Regions from separate parts of the Mus musculus genome. Here regions 1 and 3 are each linked to region 2. A link is a contact called in ENCODE Hi-C data. All regions are on one chromosome and are shown on one strand. The core of a region is the stretch at or near the end of the contact, and the rest is flanking DNA. Distances in the headings are between cores, read along the strand shown.

Region 1 (2,847 bases), core at 291-2,790, 2.8 Mb after region 2:
AAAATGCACCTGTATAATTTTTTAAGTGGGACAGAATGAACTCTACTTTGGATGGATAATGACTGTCAAGTGTCCTAATTTCAGTGGCAAATTTCAAAGCTGAAAACTGTAGTTTCTGCTTCCTATTACTTTAATCTTTTTGTTGGGGCGGAATTGGGGGGGGGGGCGGCGGCGACGACTCACCTGTGAAAAACGAGGCCTAAAAAAATCAAATTATTTGTCCGAGGTCACGCCCAGTATTAGTGACCAAGCCAGACAAAATCCATAGGTTCTAATTTAACATCCTCACCAGCAGCATCTGTTGCCCCCGCACCCCCCAATCCCTAACTGTGCCACTTCATCTCCTTTCTAGCTCCAAATAAAGTTGGTTTTTATTTTATGTCTTACCCCACCCCCTTTTTCTTCTGTGTCAACCCGTAGTAAAATCTTGCACTAAGAGTGAATGAAAACACGCCGACTTTTAGGAGCCTTTCCCTTTTGCCAACATTTTCTCTGAAAGGCTCTCGGGGCTCTCCGAGCAGCCGCGAGAGGAGTGGAGGGAGGGAGGTGAGTGGAGCAAACAAGTCTTTCCGTGTTCTCGCTCGTGCCGCGTGTGTGTGTGGGGTGTGTGTGTGTAGCCTGCGCGGGGGAACCCACAGTGGTTGTCCTAGTGCGAGAGGGGCAGGCGGTGGGGGAGTGGGGGGGTGGAGAAAACCACGACGGTGGGAAATCCCTGTGCTGTCGGTGTATCTGCCCAGCTTGGGCAAAGCTGGGCAGGGCCGCGCGTGAATAAATCTCCTTAAGTGGCCGGGCGCAGTCACTGCAGCACCGCAGAAGAGGAGGCGGGCGAGGCGGGGCGCGAGGCTCGCCCGGAGCTGGGGGGAGGGGAGGGCGGAGGAGGGAGCGAGCGCCAGGGCGGCCCTTTTATAGGCCGAGGCCCGCGCGCCCCCGCCCCTCGAGCTGGCCCGGGCTCCAGCTCCGCCGCCGCGTTACCTGAGAAGGGCCGGCACGTCCAACGCTCCGCCCGCCCGCTCGCTCGCCCGCCCGGCCCGCCCTCCCTCCTTCCCACCCTCCCGCTCGGCCAGGGCCGCCCGAGGTCTGTGCCGCGCCTCCCTTCTCCCGCTGGCGGCTTCCCTTACCTTGTGAAAACAAAACAAAACAAAAAATATCCTCTCCGCGGCAGCCCCCGCCTCTTCCGTAAGATGTGACATGGCGGTCGGCGAGGGGAACTCGGGAAGCCGCCAAAACCCTGCGCCCCTCTGAGCCTATCCATGCTATCGGCGCTCCCCGGGCCCCGCCGCAGTGACCCGGCCCACAGGCCGAATCATCGATTCCTCGGCGCGCGGCCCGGCTTCCCGCCAGCTTCTTCCCCAGCCGCGCGCTCCGAGCGGGGGAGAACCCCCTCCTCGTCCCCTCCCACCCCGGGCGCGCGCCCGCCCGCCTCCTCCCCCCCCCCCGTCGCCGCTCGCGCGCGCGCACACACACACCCCTCCTCCCCTCCCCCAGTGGTTGCGTCCGTGACATCATCATCATGGCAACAAGAGCTGCAGCCTGGGACCGAGGAGCCCGTGTGATTCCCGGCGGCGGCGGCCGTGGCGGCAGCAGCAGCGGTACCACCCGACCCGACGAACGCGCGAGGGCTTCTCTCCCGCTGCCTCTCGCCCGGAGCGTCTGAGGAGGCGGCGGCAGCACACAGCCTCCGCAGCCTCCGCGCGCCGCCGCCGCTGCCGCTCGTCCCGGCGTCCGTGCGAGGGGCGGGGGGGAAAAGCCGAACCGAGGAGGAAGGGGAGGAGGCGCCTCTGCGGAGCCCGCCGCCGCCGCTGCTGCCAGGTCGCTGAGTGGAGGGGAGGCGGTGGCGGTGGCGGCGGCGGCGAACATGTTTTCTGTGCGGATAGTGACTGCCGACTACTACATGGCCAGCCCGCTGCCGGGGCTGGATACCTGCCAATCCCCGCTCACCCAGCTCCCTGTCAAGAAGGTGCCGGTGGTACGAGTCTTCGGGGCGACCCCGGCAGGTAAGCGGGAGCGGGCGGGAGCGGGAGCGCGGGCGCCGGGTCGTCGGGGCTGCCCTCCCTCCGCGCACTCGCGCGCACGCCGCCGCCGGCGGCCCTCTACAGGGTCGCTGCGGAGTCTGCCCTGTTCTCGGCTTTGCTCGCCTTCTCTCTCGCGCGCGTGACAGGAGGCGCAAAAGAAAAAAAAATGTGGGCTCGCGTGAGCGCTGCGCCCCCCTCCGCGGCAGAGAGGCGGCGGGCGCCCGGTCTCTCCTTTGCGAGCGGCGAGCAGGCTGGAGCCCCTGCCTCGGTGGGTCGGGTGGCTGCGCCTCGTCCCCAAGGACGAGTTCGCGGGTCCTTAGAGGTCGGTCCCCGGCGGAGACCCCGGCCACTCGCTACGTGTCCCTAGTGCCCCGTTCGAGAAAAGGCTTTGAGGGCAGAGGCGAAGTGTCAGGCGTGTTGTCCGTCGCTCCCGGTTGCCTCTGTTCACCCTCGCTCTCCTCTGCCCCTGCCGGAGATGCTGTGGCTGTAGAAAGTGGCGCCCGGGGCCAGATAATTTTTCTCATTGAAGTGACCATGTGGCTCTTCTGTGAGTGCAGGTCGTGACTGCTTAGAGTTTAATGCCTCGACAGGGACAGAGCGGCATCCTCAGGTGCAATGCTTTCAGGAAATGTGCATCCATGGAAATAGGAACTACGTGTTTGTGTCGCCCAACATAAAATACTACACCTAATGGGGGTGGATTCGTTAGGAAACACAGCCAAGCTCAGCAGCATAGGCATTTTAAAATTCCTCTAGGCTGGGTTGCAGGGTTGCATTTTAAAAATAGATTAAAAAAAAAAAAGCCATTTTGAAGAAATGGTGGGGGGGGGAAATG
Region 2 (2,968 bases), core at 273-2,772:
GAGGAATTATGGGCAATGATAACATGTTAAATGTTGAGCTAAATGTATTAAAAAGCGCAAAAAAACAGGTGTGGTGGGGGAACAGAGGCTAGAAGTCTCCCTGAAAAAAATCAAGTCTTATTTCCTACTTCCCCCGTGTTTGGTCTGGGGAAGAACAATAGTGTTTGCTTAAGCATCTCATTCTGTTTTCAAAACCTTGCATGGTTGACTTGGGAACTGATAGAGAAAATGAAGCAAACAATACTCTGTAATCAACATTAACATCAAAGCTAGCTCTCTCCACTGTGGTCCCTGACCCAACCACGTTAATCTCCCAGGGTCTTGTTAAAACTGTAGGCTTGGGAGAGAAGTGGTTGTGGTGAGGGGTACCTTGGAGTAATTCTAAGTCTCTTGGGGTTAAGCCTGGAAGATTGGTGCTTTATGTATTAAGAGTCCTGGGGATCCGAAAGTAGAAAAATAATGATTTTTGTTAGTGACTCAGTATGGTTCTTACTTCAACACCTCCTCTTAAGGGAGGAAGTAGTGTGTGCATGTAGCTGGAATTTTAAATAATAACAGTTCAGGTGTGTGAGTATTTCATTAGACAGTCAGCTTCCATCCTTTATGCATCCTTTAAGCAGGTTGGTTTAGACAGGTGCACAATAAACGCCAGGCTATTAAACACAGGGACTCCAATATTTAAACCAATTCTTTTGAATTGTCTGGCTAGAAGCACATCCAGTCTGATAAAGTAGACAAAGCACGTGGAGTCTTGAAAAGTTCGACACCCCTTCGGTCCTCAGATGACTATTATTTAGCAATTGAGAGCACTATACTCCTTCTTTTGCCCACACCTATAAGGAGATGGACATGGCACGTACATCCCAGCACTTTTGACAGCTTTAAATGGTGTTTATTACGAGCAGGTATGGATGCTGGGAACAGTGCTTATACCGAGTCCTGGAAATGCTTATTAAACCCAGGAGATACAAGGAGTCTGCCATTAACCTCTCTGTAACTCAAGAGTAGTTATCAGGAGCCAATGAGGGAGAACAAGAGAATTGAAACACGTGGGAATATCGGACCACCAGGTAGCGGGTGTGTGTGTGGGGGGAGGCAGCCCTAGGGAGCTCTCAAGCCGAGGCCCCTCGGGGTCCCCGCGGCACGTGGCGGGCTCGGGCCGGAGCGTCGCGGCGGTGGGGGAGGGGAGCGGCATGAGCCCTGGAGGAGGGGTCTAGACTGCCCGGGATTCGTTTGAGCAGGCGCGGAGTGCGCAGGCTCGGCCCAGGCGCAACCAGTGCGCGTAAGACCGAGGGGTGAACCTCACTGCTGCGCGTCCGGGTCTCTGAGCAAGGGGCTAAAGTCCGCTTGTGCGCACCTCCGGACTGTGTGTGACTACCCGTAGAAACACTACTGTCGCCCTGGCCGGTGGCGTCCACTCCGTCCCGGTCGCTCCCTCCCGACCGTAGTTGTGGTGCCCCCCTCCGCGCAGCCGCAGTGGTCGCTCCCGCCTCGCAGCCCCGCCGCCCGGAGGCCTACCCCTGCCGAGTGTCGCGCGTCGGCGCCGCTGCCTATCCCGCTCTGTGCCCTACGGCCCTCCCGGCACCCGCCGCCGTCCCGCTCCGGGCTGCCCTTGCTCCGAGGGCTGCAGCACCGGCCGTCCCCGTCAGCCCTCTTGTCTGGCCGCCGGGCCGCGGCGGGCGGGAGCAGCCGGAGGAGGAGCCGCAGCCGGGAGGCGGCGGCCTGAGCCCATGGCGTACAGTCAAGGAGGCGGCAAGAAGAAAGTGTGCTACTACTATGATGGTGAGTGGCCGAGGAGCCTGCAGCCGGGATGCGGGGAGGGCGCGGCGGGGTGTCGGGGGTGGCAGCCCGCGGGGACACCAACACGGCCTACCCAGCGGTGGCGTCTCGGGGACGCCCGCCTTCGCTCCTCTCGGGTCCTCTCGGGCACACGCAGGTTTAGGGTGCACTGCCTCTGACCGGTCTCCCGAGGAACCCCAGTTGGCACCCTGGGCCTGACTGCACAAAGCTGGCGTCCTGGAGCTCCGCCCCACGTCCCTGTCCCCTCCCCCGCTCTCCCGGTCCCCCCTTCTCGCCCCCGATCTGTCCGCGCTGCGCTTCCAGCCTCACCCGGGACCCCGGCACCCGGGTGGGGCTGCGGAGGAGTTACTGCTGGCCGGTGGCCAAGTTCGCAGAGCGGCGCTGTCTCGCTGGTGTTTTGCGTGGACTACATCCCTCGCCTTTGTTCGCGTTCTTCGAGCTCCACTTTCTCAGGGTTCAAATGGAAGGGCTGCACTTCCTCGGTGACAATTAAGGGGTTTTGAGTTGGAAGTAGGTAGGTCGTTGGGAAGTGGTAGGAGAGAGGAAGCGTGCAGTTGTTCTTGTTTGATGGGTCCTGGCATGTCTCTATGGGAGGTTATTACCTCCCCCTTCTTTGTTGCTCTTTGTTCGATCTGCTATAATACCCTGCTCTGGGGGGTTAGGAAAGAACACCGGCATCTTGCTTAGGAACTCTTCTACTGTGGTGAAGACCTTGCTGCAGGAAACTTTGAGAAGTGGACTAAATATTCACAATGCAGTGAACGGTACAAGGTGACTGTAAGGATTTTCTAATTTGGAGTATAAGTAGTAATAGTCTCTGGGTTCAGTTACACCAAATGGAATGGTGCCCTGCCTATACAGATTTCACCCAAGACATCAATAGATAAACCATTGAGAGAAGTAATAAGGAAATTTGACAGAACTTTCGAAGCTCATTGATTGAACGCTTGATCTCCACAAAGCAATATGAAATTGGGAGCGTTTTCTGTAGTTGTATTGAAGTCACAGTGTTTGGAGAGGTAGATTAGAGAACTAGGCTGAATGAAACACTTAAACTTGTTAAAATAGTCGTGCATTTTCTTGGTTTGACAGAATCTTTTAATACAAGCTTTAAATAAAATAGCCACCTGTCATTGGCTGGAAAACCAAAAACCTTACAGAAAGCTAG
Region 3 (3,035 bases), core at 3-2,502, 2.6 Mb before region 2:
AAGGAAAGAAATTAGCACCCAGAGAACACTCTGAAAGAGTAGCCAAAGGACCAAGACTTAAATGTCTTTAAACTATGAGAAAGGAAATGAGATCTGTGCAACTGGCAAGCAAAACAGAGCCCCAGCAGGGACACACACCTTTTTTTTTTTTTAAAGCATCTGTATGCTTGAAAACACACCGGAGTGATTCAGGAGCCTCATTTTTGATTTTGGAGAATCTGACCAACTGGGGCACTGACAGGACTACACTGACTGTGGTCTGCACTAGTGATGTGGTGGGTGCTAACCGTAATAGCAAACAATCGGCTGCACACTTAATCCTCGAAAGGTTAATTGAGAAGGAACCCAGATTATTTGCCCAGTGTCACAGGGCTAGGCACTTGGTGCCAGGGTCCCGAACCAGGGACTTTGACTGCAGAGTCCTGCTTAGACTTCTCACTGTGATATTCTTAATTCTTTAGTTTCTTGTGAACCCAAAGGGTCAGAGAAAGCAGGGCGATTAAGATGAGGGTATAAGCCTACAAATAAAGCAATCTAATCCCCTCATATTCTGGGTAGATTCTGTTGAGATTACAACTTTATTTAAAACGCACAGATCAAGTAGTACGTGCACAATAAATGCTTGTTTTCTTCTCTTGGTAAAGACAAAAGGAGGTCTAAGATGTTAACGACTTCTCCCAGTGTTTCTCACAATACTATTTATTATACAGTCTCTCCCTGTATGAAATACTTAAACTCTGACAGGTGATTACTTGGGTGTGCAAAAGGAAAGATGCAGCCATGTTTTCTTGAAGTTCAAAACAAGTGGCTGTACCCACTCAGCTGGTGCCCAGAGGAGTTGGAAAAAATAATAGGGCCTGGGATCAACAAATGACACACAAAGCCCCTGACCCCGCTTTTTCAGGGTTCTACAAGTCGGCTTCCCGGCTCGGTCTTGCGCTATCTTCTGCCCCTGGCTTCCTCCTCAAGACCGCAGAACCCCTGAAAGTACACTTCCGCCCAGCGGCCGGGGACCTACGACACTCTACACAGCCGCCTTTAGAGGCTGTCCGTGCCACTCACCCGGGCGCTCTCGGGCAGGTTGTAGCGGCACAGCGTGTGGTCGAGATCGAAGCCGACCACGTCGCAGGCGCCCAGGGAGAAGTGCTGAGCCATGGCAGGGCAGCGGCGGGTAACGCAGACCGGAAGGCCGGTAGAGCATGCGAGAAGTTGCCGGGACTCTACAAGCGTAACTCGCAGGCAGGACGCGGAGCGGGGCGGGGCTTGACGGGGCGGGGCTTGACGGGGCGGAGCTTGGCGGGGCGGAGGCTTATATAAGACAGACGGGCGGGGCGTGGTCTGGTCGGGAGGAGCTAGTCAAGTAGGGCGGGTTCTGAGCACACTCCCGCGTCTCCAAGTCAGTGGCCTGTCTGCCTCCTGGATCGCCCCAGTTTTGCTGGCTGGTTCAGGCCAGTTCCACGGCTTGCTTCCAGCTAGTACAGTGCAGCAGGAGCTAAAATGCTCAACTAGGACCCTGCTAGCCAATGTCCTTAATGTAGCTTAAGGTTTCACAGAATTAGTGGGAATTCTCGTTCATTTTTCAGGCGCCACACTACTAAATGATACCAGTGAAACCTCATCCCTTGAGGCTTGAGTGTGGGAGCAGTGTGTGAGAAAATTATGAGCACAAATAACTGTTGGACCCTGTGATGGTTTGTATATTCTTGGACTAGGGAGTGACACCATTTGGAGGTGTGGCCTTGTTGGAATAGGTGTGACCAGGTTGGAATAGGTGTGTCACTGTGGGCGTGGGCATAAGATCCTCACCCTAGTTGCCTGGAAGTCAGTCTTCCACTAGCAGCCTTTGGATGAAGACATAGAACGCTCAGCTCTGCCTGCACCATGCCTGCCTGGATGCTGCCATGCTCCCACCTTGATGATAATGGACTGAACCTCTGTACCTGTAAGCCAGCCCCAATTAAATGTTGTTTTTTATAAGACTTGCCTTGGTCATGGTGTCTGTTCACAGCAGTAAAACTCTGACTAATACAGACCCCTTTAGCATACAGTTTGGTAAGTGGACTTTGAAAGTTGAATCAACAGCTTTATTACTCTATAGTTTGGTAATAAGACATGAAAGACATTCCTGGCATCATTTCAGCCATTGGAATGCATTAAAAAATATATTACGTATTATGGAAGACCACCTTACCAAAAACACCAAGGCTGGTTGTATTAGTCAGGGTTCTCTAAAGACACAGAACTTATGGAATGAGTTCTCTATATATTAAAGGAATGTATTGTGATGACTTATAGTCTGTAGTTCAACTCACCGAGCATTGGTCAACTGTTAATAGGAATTCGAAGAGTTTGGTAGTTGCTCCGTCCCGTGAGGCTAGTTGTTTGAACTGGTCTTCTGTAGAAGTAGGTCTTGTGAGACTAGGCTGGGGCCTAGCAAACACAGAAGTGGATGCTCACAGTCAGCTATTGGATGGATCACAAAGCCCCCAATGGAGGAGCTAGAGAACATATCCAAGGAGCTAAAGGGATCTACAACCCTATAGGTGGAACAACAATATGAACTAACCAGTACCCCGGAGCTCTTGACTCTAGCTGCATATGTATCAAAAGATGGCCTAGTCGGCCATCACTGGAAAGAGAGGCCTATTGGACACGCAAACTTTATATGCCCCAGTACAGGGGAATGCCAGGGCCCAAAAATGGGAATGGGTGGGTAGGGAAGTGTGTGTGTGTGGGGGGTATGGGGGATAGCATTCTAAATGTAATTGAGGAAAATACGTAGTAATAAAAAATATTAATAAAAAAGAAAAAGAAAAAGAGTGAATCTTCCTTCTTCCAATGTCCCTGGGTAGGCTTCTATGAGAAAGTGTGGCTCAGATTAAAGGTGCATACCACCATGCCTGGATCTAGGACTTGCTTTGTCCCAGGCTGACCTTGAATCCAGATATCACCTTGCCTCAGTCTCCTGGGATTAAAGGCCTGTACTACCTTGCCTGAGCCTAAGCTTTTCACGGTCATCATGTCTCAAGATCTCC

Evidence for each region. Hi-C counts contacts between places; a loop is a spot of excess contacts on that map.
Region 1: a loop to region 2 is called in a map of heart, with 12 times the contacts of the local background. The contact joins the promoter of Rev3l here to the promoter of Hdac2 in region 2. A Hi-C loop is called at or near these places in 2 of 37 maps with a recorded cell type or tissue (heart and left cerebral cortex).
Region 3: a loop to region 2 is called in a map of v-Abl transformed pro-B cells, with 5 times the contacts of the local background. The contact joins the promoter of Nt5dc1 here to the promoter of Hdac2 in region 2. A Hi-C loop is called at or near these places in 2 of 37 maps with a recorded cell type or tissue (T-helper 17 cell and v-Abl transformed pro-B cells).

The regions. Positions count from the first base shown.
Region 1 is chr10:39,730,620-39,733,466 of GRCm38, forward strand. It overlaps Rev3l (REV3 like, DNA directed polymerase zeta catalytic subunit), which reads left to right and starts at 1,541. Exons shown (of 32, transcript NM_011264.3): 1 at 1,541-1,994. The coding sequence starts at 1,856. It overlaps E130307A14Rik (RIKEN cDNA E130307A14 gene), which reads right to left and starts at 1,388. Exons shown (of 3, transcript NR_038037.1): 1 at 1,119-1,388.
Region 2 is chr10:36,973,022-36,975,989 of GRCm38, forward strand. Hdac2 (histone deacetylase 2) reads left to right here and starts at 1,523. Exons shown (of 14, transcript NM_008229.2): 1 at 1,523-1,782. The coding sequence starts at 1,731.
Region 3 is chr10:34,417,299-34,420,333 of GRCm38, forward strand. It overlaps Nt5dc1 (5'-nucleotidase domain containing 1), which reads right to left and starts at 1,253. Exons shown (of 12, transcript NM_176968.5): 1 at 1,063-1,253. The coding sequence starts at 1,155.